2 separate regions of the Homo sapiens genome follow, and region 1 is linked to region 2. A link is a loop called in an ENCODE intact Hi-C map of the cell type or tissue named here. Cell type or tissue: PC-3. All regions are shown on one strand.

What was found. Peaks named below come from ENCODE experiments on the same cell type or tissue, not always from the same donor. Only the 100,000 strongest peaks of a DNase experiment are listed, where the experiment ranks them.
Region 1: it touches region 2 in a loop (2.4-fold over the local background); 8 of 110 quality-filtered maps call a loop at or near these places.

The regions. Positions count from the first base shown.
Region 1 is chr1:208,932,805-208,937,804 of GRCh38, reverse strand. The region is part of intron 1 of LOC107985255 (a long non-coding RNA gene); the gene reads left to right. Among named protein-coding and RNA genes, the nearest start is that of LINC01774, 37 kb to the left of the region's middle. In PC-3, no CTCF peak of the experiment used is centred here; DNase peaks (open chromatin) are centred at 1,774 and 2,694; H3K27ac peaks cover 3,377 bases.
Region 2 is chr1:208,982,411-208,987,410 of GRCh38, reverse strand. The region is part of intron 1 of LOC107985255 (a long non-coding RNA gene); the gene reads left to right. Among named protein-coding and RNA genes, the nearest start is that of LINC01774, 12 kb to the right of the region's middle. In PC-3, no CTCF peak of the experiment used is centred here; a DNase peak (open chromatin) is centred at 1,930; H3K27ac peaks cover 1,318 bases.

The DNA.
Region 1 (5,000 bases), 50 kb after region 2:
TAGAATAGGATTTCTCCCATGGCTCTGATAGGATTTACAAGACTAAACCACGACTTCCTCTGATACTAGCAGCAACCTGGTGTGCAGAGCAATTGAGGGGGGTCTCTGGAGAAAGGAAATCAAACTGCCGGGCAAACAAGTCATGGACTTGGCTCACCAAAGCCAATCACAGATACCAGCTTCATAGGATCGGGTGAAATACTGTTTCTCAGTTCAAGTAATGGGTGGTGATTTGTGCCTTTTTACCTCCTAGGTGGATTTATTGAAGACAGTTTTGAACATGACATGAATTTAGGGCTCTCTCAGTGCTTAGACATGTTGCTCCTGCCTGGGATGCCCCTTTTCCCATATCTGTTAAACAAATTCCTCCTGCTCAAACATCACTTTCTCTGTCAAGCACATTAAGCCCTCCTCAAAGGTCTGCCTTTCTTTGGCTAAATGGACTGTGTGCTTCTTCAGAGATGTTGTTTTAGGCCTCTTTATAACGTAGTCCTAACACAATGCCTGGCTCATAGGTGCTTTACAAGATTGACTGCATCTCTGTTTCTCTCTGAAATATTTCCAGTTTGCCATCTGAAAAGTAATCCTGCGAAAGAGATTTCATATAAAGCCCATTCTGCCCTAACTCTTAAGCAACAACTGGGAAGTCTTCCTTCATAGAAGTTCAAGTTTGGAAATTTCACCTTGCACTTTACCCTTCTAAAGCTATTTGTTGGAGAAAGGACTACTTCAAGTCATTCTTTAAAGAAAAGATGTGGGACTGGGCTCGATGATCTCTCATTGACCTCTTCGCCCTCAGCATGCCCAGCTCTTAAAAGGAAACTGTGATGTAGGTAAGAGGATACTTGAGTTGGAAACCTGAGGCCTGAAATCCTCTGCCCAGATTTGCCATTAATTAACTGAGTTATTTGGATAAGTTGCTCCTTCTCTGGGGCTCGGGTTCATCATCTATGCCTGAGAAGCTTGAATTCAATGATGTCCAAATACTACTTCCAACTCCAACAATAGTCTTACAATGTTAGGAGTCTCCATGTCTATGAAACACCAGAGTTAACAATCCAATTAATGCCTGTTCTTAGCAGACGAATTCCCCACCCCCTATTGTTTAGGAATTTTTCATCATTAAAATAATTGAGTGGGAGTGGGAGGTTGTTTGTATTCTTTTGACCTTTCTGCTCTCCTCTGCTATAATGAAACTCTGCACTGCCATTTGGTGACTAGGCTTCTGAGGAGTTCTCTCACGTGCAGTGGAAACAAAGATGTAGAGTGGAAAGGGCACTGGAATAGAAGTCAGGCAATCTAAGGTCGTGCCCAGCTCTTGACACTAACTAGCTCTGTGGCCCTGGGCTTGTCATGTCCCCTCTTGGGGTCTCCATTTCCTCACCTGTTAATTGGGTTGTCTGAACCAGATGATCTTTATAGTTCTTCAACTCTTCTTGCATTCTATGAATTCTAACAATGACATCTCTCTCTAGAGAGTGAGGGCTGAATGGAGACCTTGTGTCACACTACTCCAAATGCCACACAATTAATTATGGAATTCCAGCAATCAACTCCCTCCCCCCGCTGTCTACCCCCTGCCTGCCTGCATTAATGGCATTTTCAGAGACTTCTGTCTAGAAGAAAACGTCGGTCCCAGACTAATTGGCATCTTTCCATCAATGTCAAAGGGAGCCCAAAGGGTCTCTTTGCTTAGAACTCTCTTGATTCTCCTGTGTGAGGTGGGGATGGGGTGTGCCTTCAGCTTCTGACCCTCCTCTGATATCTATCAGTCTATCCTGACTGTATTCTCTGTGGTTTCTGTGTCATCAGGATGTGTGCTCATTTGAGAAATCTCATAAAAGAGAATGGCTTTCTATGCTGTGTGATATTTGTGAATGTACTAGGCCAGCTTGAAACCATCTGCTAAGAAAGATTAAAATTCAAGAAGGAAAACAAAAGAAGGTACTCTTTCCTATTTGTCCCCATATTATGTATGGTTTAAGAGCACACATTCTGGAGGACAACTGCCTTGCTTTGAATCTTTATTTGCTACTGAGTCAGCCACATGGCAGATAGAAATCTGCTTTCTCTGGATCTGTTTCCTTATCTGTAAAATGGGGCTCGTAAATAAAAGTACCAACCTCATTTAATTTTCATTTAAGATTAAGTGAAATGATGCATGTTAATTGGTGCAGTGTTTAACACATGATGGTCTTTAATATCACAATTATGATATTTAACATTATTTTTGGCCAACCAACATTTGCAATGTCTCCTTTCAACTGATCAACTAGTCATTTTTGTTTTTTATTTGAGATGGAGTCTCACTCTGTAGCCTAGGCTAGAGTGCAGTGGTAGGATCTTGGCTCACTGCAACTTCTGCCTCCTGGTCCTGGTTCAAGCAATTCTTCTGTCTCAGCCTCCCAAGTAGCTGGGATTACAGGCACGCGCCACCATGTCCAGCTAATTTTTGTATTTTTTGTAGAGATGGGGTTTCACCATGTTGGCCAGGCTGGCCTTGAACTCCTGACCTTGTGATCTGCCTGCCCCAGCTTGACAAAATGCTGGGATTACAGGCGTGAGCCACCGCTCCCGGCCCAACCCAGTCATTTTTTAGCAGCTCCGCAGCAGTTCATTTCTACCCCACCCACTTAGTCATGACTTCTATAAGATCCTACTGTTCTTGAATGATTATTTAGCAAAGTGCTTTTCTATTGGGGAAATCTTCTCAACACTTACTCACCACTCTGGGATGCCCTAACTCTTGACCTGAGCAACCGAGGAGCTCAGAGCTACCTTTGCAACAGAAAAGACACTTAACTTCCGAAGAGTACTGCATTAATCATTACTTCTGATGTGCCCTCAGTAAGCATGAGGTCCATAATCTATCTATCCACAATCAAGGCATCTTTTCCTCTCAAAAGAGGGAGAAACATCCCTCATTTTTACAACTTGCTGAATTGAGGTCTAGTCTTGTGATAATCGCTCAGTTACAAGTTCCGTTTTCTTCACTGCTTATTCCCTTCCTTTAACACCAACAGCTGGGACTATACAGCATCAGAAAAAAGAATTAAAACTTTCTCATGGGGAGGGGAAAGTAGAAGCAATTCGCTTAATGTGTTTTATCGATTGTACAGCACATTTACTCTATGGGTTCAAGACACTATGTATCCGTTCTCTTGAAGGCAAGTCCAAATCACTTATGGCATCTTTATGGAAATTCAAAATTGAATGGAAATATGACTATGAGGCCATCAGCTAAAAAGCACTGGCTCCTCATGAGGGATTCTGCTTTGTTTCCCTCTCTTTCTCTCATCTGTATCATCTTTCATGGCAGTGTCCTTGAAGACATCTCCCTTGGGCCTTCTCTACAACAGCTCTTGGAAGGCCAGCTTTGGTAAGAAGCAGTAAAAATGTCCAGATTGTAGAACTAAATTTAACAAGATACCTGATATTGGGAATGCATAACCATGAATAAGCAAGCAATCATTTATAAAACCAATTGTACTGCGTATAAAAGTTGCCTGTATTTGTAAAAATCAAAACATGTGTTTAACAGTACTCAAATTATGTAAACAGTCTGTGTCTGGTTCCCATTAAAGGTACAGAATAAGCATTAGGGCAGCAACTTGAAAGCCAGGCTGAACAATTTTGCCGGTTATCTGTGAATGGTATCTGGAGGAAAAATGCAAATTATAGTCAAGGTGAGGAGAGCCAAGTTGTATCAAGAAATTTGGAACCGGGCATCATTTCTGAGGACACATATGAAGCCAGAAATTAGAAGGATGGGAATGGAATGGGATGTGGTTGGAGCAAGTGGCTCAAACCTGAGGTTGTACACCACGGTGGGATGACAAAGGTGCACTTTCATGCAATTCAGTCACATGCGTGCTGTGGGAGTACCTCTTAACATGAACTCTACACTCTCTTATTCCAGAAAAGAATACTCATGAGTGTATTAATGGTGACTATAGACACTTTTAGGAATTAATTTTTTGGGAGCCAAGAACGGACCTAGAGGGACTAGAATAAGAGGGGGAGGGGCAGATGATGGAGGTCTTGAGAGATTATCACTTTATAAAAACTAATTCTGTTTTCCTGCCTATTCCTAATACTGTGCTGTAAGACTAGCAGCTGGGCCCATGCTGCATGCAGCTGAGAAATTAAGACTTTCTCATAGGAGGAAGAAAACTAAAAGCAATTCATTTAATGCATTTTATTGATTATATGGCTCATATACTTCTTGAGTTCAAGATAGCACCTGTCTATTCTCCTGACGGCAAGTTCAGATCATCCTTGGCATCTTTATAGTATCTTTCTCTTCTGCAGCAGAGAGTAAAGGAAAGGATGGGGAGATAGAGAATATATGTGCGTGTGTGCATGAGTGTGTGTGCGTGTGTAAGGGGAGAGTGGGAAAGACAGAGAAAGAGAAAGAGAGACAGTGAAGGAAGGAAGAAGACTAGGAGAAAAAATACTTAGGAACGGAAAAGAATTAGTACTTTAAGGGAAATGCTAGATCTTGAAAAGTAGAGATTACTAGTGTAATGCAGTCTTTAGGAAAGACGTTCTGGAGATTTCAGGAATTTCAGGATATAGCATAAAGAATAATAATCCTTTGAAAAGTTTTGGATATCTTGGTGCCTGAAGCAAAAAAAAAAAAAAAAAAAAAAAAACAACAAAAAAAAACAGCTTCTGAAGGGTCTTATTTTAAGCACAAAAAAAGAATGCTGTGAAAAGAGGTTGTGGCTAGCTTATGGGTGACCAGCAGCCCAAAGAAGACAAAATAGACTTTTTAGGCTGGGAAGGAACTGAATGCTTTACGTGCAGCATAGACTGGAAACCTGCTGAATTTAGCAAAGCTTGGACTCTAGACTCTTCATGCTGTAGAAGAGAAACTCCTTGTCCTACACAGGACGGATTTAGAGGGGGATTTGCATTTCCTTCAGTAGGGGAGGGGAACACTGAAAAGAATTAAAAGGAGAGGGGATGGGCTCCTTGTGGTGTTGGTAGGCTTGGTC
Region 2 (5,000 bases):
TAATTCCAGCTACTCAGGAGGCTGAGGCAGGAGAATTGCTTGAAATCAGGAGGTGGAGGTTGCAGTGAGCTGAGATTGCGCCACTGCACTCCAGCCTAGGTGACAGGGCAAGACTCCGTCTCAAAAAAAAAAAAAAAAAAAAGAGTGCACATGCATGAAAGAGAGGATGTGGGAAGAGGTACGGGAATGAACTCATCCTTTAATCAGGAATCTACTCCCACAATAACAAACCGAATCCTGCAATAACAGCCTTAATCCATCTTGAGGGAAGAGTCCTCAGGACCTAGTCACCTCTTAAATGTCCTACCTCTCAACACTGGAATTGGGAATTAAGTTTCCAACACATGAACTTTGGGGAACACATTCAAATCACAGCAACAGCTAACAGTAGTGCTATTCTATCTGTAAAATCAAACATCAAATTCAAGGATAATAATGACAAGGCTGACAGCCATCAACACTGGAATTGGGAATTAAGTTTCCAACACATGAACTTTGGGGTACACATTCAAACCACAGCAACAGCTAACAGTAGTGCTATTCTATCTGTAAAATCAAACATCAAATTCAAGGATAATAATGACAAGGCTGAGAGCCATCATTCCAATAAAAATTACAATTCCCTGTCCAATATCCAGTTTTTATACCCAGAACTCATTGATATGAGAAGAGACGCTTTTAGAGGAACCCTGCAAAATCATGGTAAATGTATGTGGTAGTGGCTACTTCCTTTTCTCAAAGGGACCTACTGCCTTCTATTGGGTAACTGTATCCTAGGGAAAGTGGAATATCCAAACACTTTAAAGACTGTTGGAAAGAGAATCCAAGTTGATATTGAGGTCAAAGTGTCATCATGATTTTTCTGTCAGAGTGGGGACCTGGGATAGCCAAGTCCAGCCCACAGTCTGTTTACCGTATCTGTGAACTCATCCAGTGGTCATTTCTGCAGACCCCAATTAATAATTGTAATAGACATACTTGGTAGTTGGCACAACCTCCACGTTGAATCTTCAGCCTACAGGATTAGGGGAAAAGTTAAGAAGAAGCCTGTGAAAACAGCTTATCCCCCATACTTGTTTCAAGATAGTTACTTAAAAAAAATTGTCCAATATGAATGGTTGAAATTAGTGCCACCTTTACAGTTTGTTAAAGGATACAGGAATGATGGTCCCCTTCAGTCTCTGTTTAATTCACCAATCTGATTTCTGCAAAAACAAGACATATTATTACAGTGGACTACTGCAAACATAGCCAGGTATCGGACCCAGTGGCAGATGTGGTATGTTTGCTAGAGCAGATTAACATGTCATCAGATATATGGTATGCAGCCATATTTCCGTTGCTCTGGAAAATATATTTTTTTCATCATTAGGAAGAGGAAATGAAAAGAATTTCATTTAAAGTGGACAACTGAATCAATTACATGTTTGTTTCAAGGCTGTGTTAACTCCTCTGCCCTTTGTTTAAATACAGTATGAAGAGGTACAGACCATTTAGACATCCATACAGAATGTCAAATTTGTTCACTATATTGACAACATGCTAATGGAACCAGATGAGCAAAATATAGATGCTAGTTGGAGGATTTGCTAAGAAGCATATTCTCTAGAGAGTTGGAGTTAAACCCTATGAATATTCAGGGCCTGGCACATAAGTAAAATTACGGATGTACGGTGTTTATGGCATGATAAGAATCACCCATCCTCCCCAAATAAAGAACAAATTATCAAAATTTGTATTCTCAGCATGAAGAAGGAAGCAAAATGCCTGGAAGGTTTCTTTGGGTTACAAAGGCAGCATATTCCACATTATGGGAACCATATCTGGGAATACTAATGTGACCTAAACACCAGATGATATGAAAATCTGCCAGATTTTAATAGGGCCCAGCTATGGCTCCTGTCTAGCACTTTGGGCAACTCATGCCAAAGGGTCAGCAGGTAAGGAAATGAATCACTGTCTTGGCAGGAGTAAGTCAGGATGCTGTTACACAATGAGAACATTAGGAATATATTTAGCAGCCAGATAATACACTTAAGTATCTTTTAGTGATTCTATATCACGTTTTGACAATAATTGCACAAATACAGTAACTCTGGTCTGAAAAGGTAATGGTAATGAGGAAGGGAATTAGACTGCACATGGTTGAAGATCTAGTTCACATCACCAGGCAAGTCTCCAAGACCACCAGAGGTGCTAGCTGGGGGTAAGGGAAATTTATAATAAGTGGTAGAGAAGGGAGATAACAAAGATCATTTCTGGACTTGAGATAAGCAAAAGTGATGGGGACTGTAGTTTATCATCACATTTTTTTTTCTTTTCTAAGTTTTTCCACTGGATTGTTAGAAGAGTCACTGCCAGAACCTATATGAGTAAGTGAATCCAGGCACTTAAGGTGTAGTCTGTGTTGAGTACTATAATATGCCTCCAGATTCCTCTTTACTAATTAAGGACATACTCCCCCAGCTTCTAGAAGTGCTGATGAAAGGCAGTCCTTAGCTGTAAACTTCTCCTGAGAGATTGCCTTTACTAAAAACACTGTCTCACCCCAAATCACACTTCTTTCAGAGAAGTCCACATCTAGTGACTGATCGTCCAGAGGGTATAAAGTCCTGGAACCCTTGCCTTAACTGGGCAAACTCTAAAGGACCATCCCAGCTCCAGAGCTCTTCATGGGGTCATCTTAGGTCTCTGTTGAGACTGCATCACAGCTCAACTTCTCCCTCTGCCCAAACGTGTTTTTTTTTTTCCTTTTCTTCTACAGGTTTTGATCCCAGGAGTCCCACCTAATAAACATCTTATATGTTAATCACCATCTTCCTGGTTGCCTCTCAGAGAACTTAAGCTGTATCAAACATTATATACTGATACTATAACTGAAACTATAACTATCATGAATTTATATATATATATATATATAGTCTTACTCTTCTCATGCTGCTAATAAAGACATACCCTAGACTGGGTAATTTATAAAGGAAAGAGGTTTAATTGACTCACACAGTTCTACATGGCTGGGGAGGCCTCACAATCATGGCAGAAGGTGATGGAGGAGCAAAGTCATGTCTTACATGGCAGCAGTCAAGAGAACTTGTGCAAGGGAACTCCCATTTATAAAACCATCAGATCCGTCAGACTTATTCACTACCATGAGAACAGTATGGGGGAAACTCCCCCAATGGTTCAATTGTCTCTCCCTGGCCCCACCTTTGGCATGTGGAGATTTTTACAATTCAAGGTGAGATTTGGGTGGGGACACAGCCAAACCATATCATACATTTATAAATTTATGAAATAAGTGCTGATAGAATTACATGAAGACATTTGTAAATACATAATACTTGTGTAAAAATTTTAACACCTATTTTAGAAACTGATAGATCAAGAAGTCAATGTTAGTAAAGATGCTAAAGATTTGAATAAAATAGCTGTTTTCTCTATGGTAATATAATGTAACACACCGTAATACAACATAACTATATTCTTATGTAAGGAGTAAGGAGCACATATGGTTTTTAAATATGCATGTATCATTTATTAAAAAGTTGGTCACGTTTTAGTTTATAAAAGGTCTAAAAAATGTCCAAATAATTGATATCATACAGAACATTTCATCTTACCACAGTATAAGACACAGTAAAATATAATTAATACAGTTGGGCCTTCACAAACCTATATTAGAAAAATAATGATCTATAACAAAAATTAATTAGTAATCAAAAATTCTCCCTAAAAAGGTACCAAGCCCACATAATTTTATAGAGAAGTTTTTACCACAAATCAGAAGCTCATAATTCCTTTCTGATAAAATCTCTTTCAGCAAATGAATAAAGAGAGTAAACTACCTATTATTTGATATCAAAATTAGGCACAAGAAGTATAAGAAATGAGATATATTGTCCAATCTCACTATAGCATGGAAGAACAAATTATAACATGTTAGCAAACCCAGAATTGGATTTATAGTACATCAGGATAAAACAGATTATCCCAAGTATACAAAGATATGTCAACATTTAAAAGATCTATAAATCTTCATTCAACACATGGAAAAAAAAAGACAAAAACGTGAGCATCTCAACGAATGTAGAAAAATATTTTATAAGGTCAATATTCATTCATAAATTAAGGAAAAGACCAGTACATTAGTACTGGGGAAAAAAAACTTCCTTAACTTTGTAAAGAGCATGTACCCAAACCCACAGAAAATGCCATACTTTATGGTCAGATTTTTAGAAGCATTCACATTAAACTCAAGACAATAAATTATTCACTAAAACCACTTCTATGTAGCAATTACTGGAAGTTTTAACCAATTCAAAAATGCAATAAAAAGAAATAAGTGATATAATTATTTGAAAAAAAGAAGCACAATCGTTATTTGCAGATGGTATCATTGTTTGCATACAAAATGCAAAAAGAATTCATAGACTAACTATTTAGAATTTAAAAAGTTCAGGAAGATTGCCAGAAATAAGATCAACATACAAAAATAATTAGTGAGATTTTATTTAACAATAATTGGAAAATAGAAAATGTTATTTTTTTAAAGATCTCATTCACAATTGCATTCAAATTTACACAGTGCCTAGGGCAAAAATAATCTAACAAATAGTATTTAATACTTTTATGAAGAAAATTACACAACTATACAAAGTCAAAAAGGAGCTTGGTTATGGATATGCAAGTTCAACATCATGAATATATGCTATAAATTATTTCCCACATTGATCTATAAATTCAATGTAATTCCAGTAAAAATCCCAATGAAATTATTTTCCATGGATTTGATGGATTTATTTTATTTATTTATTTATTTAGAGACAGAGTCTCTCTCTCTATCACCCAGGCTAGAGTGCAGGGGCACGATCTCAGCTCACTGCAACCTCTGCCTCCTAGGCTCAAGTAATTCTCGTGCCTCAGCCACCCAAGTAGATGGGATTACAGGCAGGTGCCACCATGCTCAGCTAATTTTTCTATTTTTAAGTAGAGATGGGGTT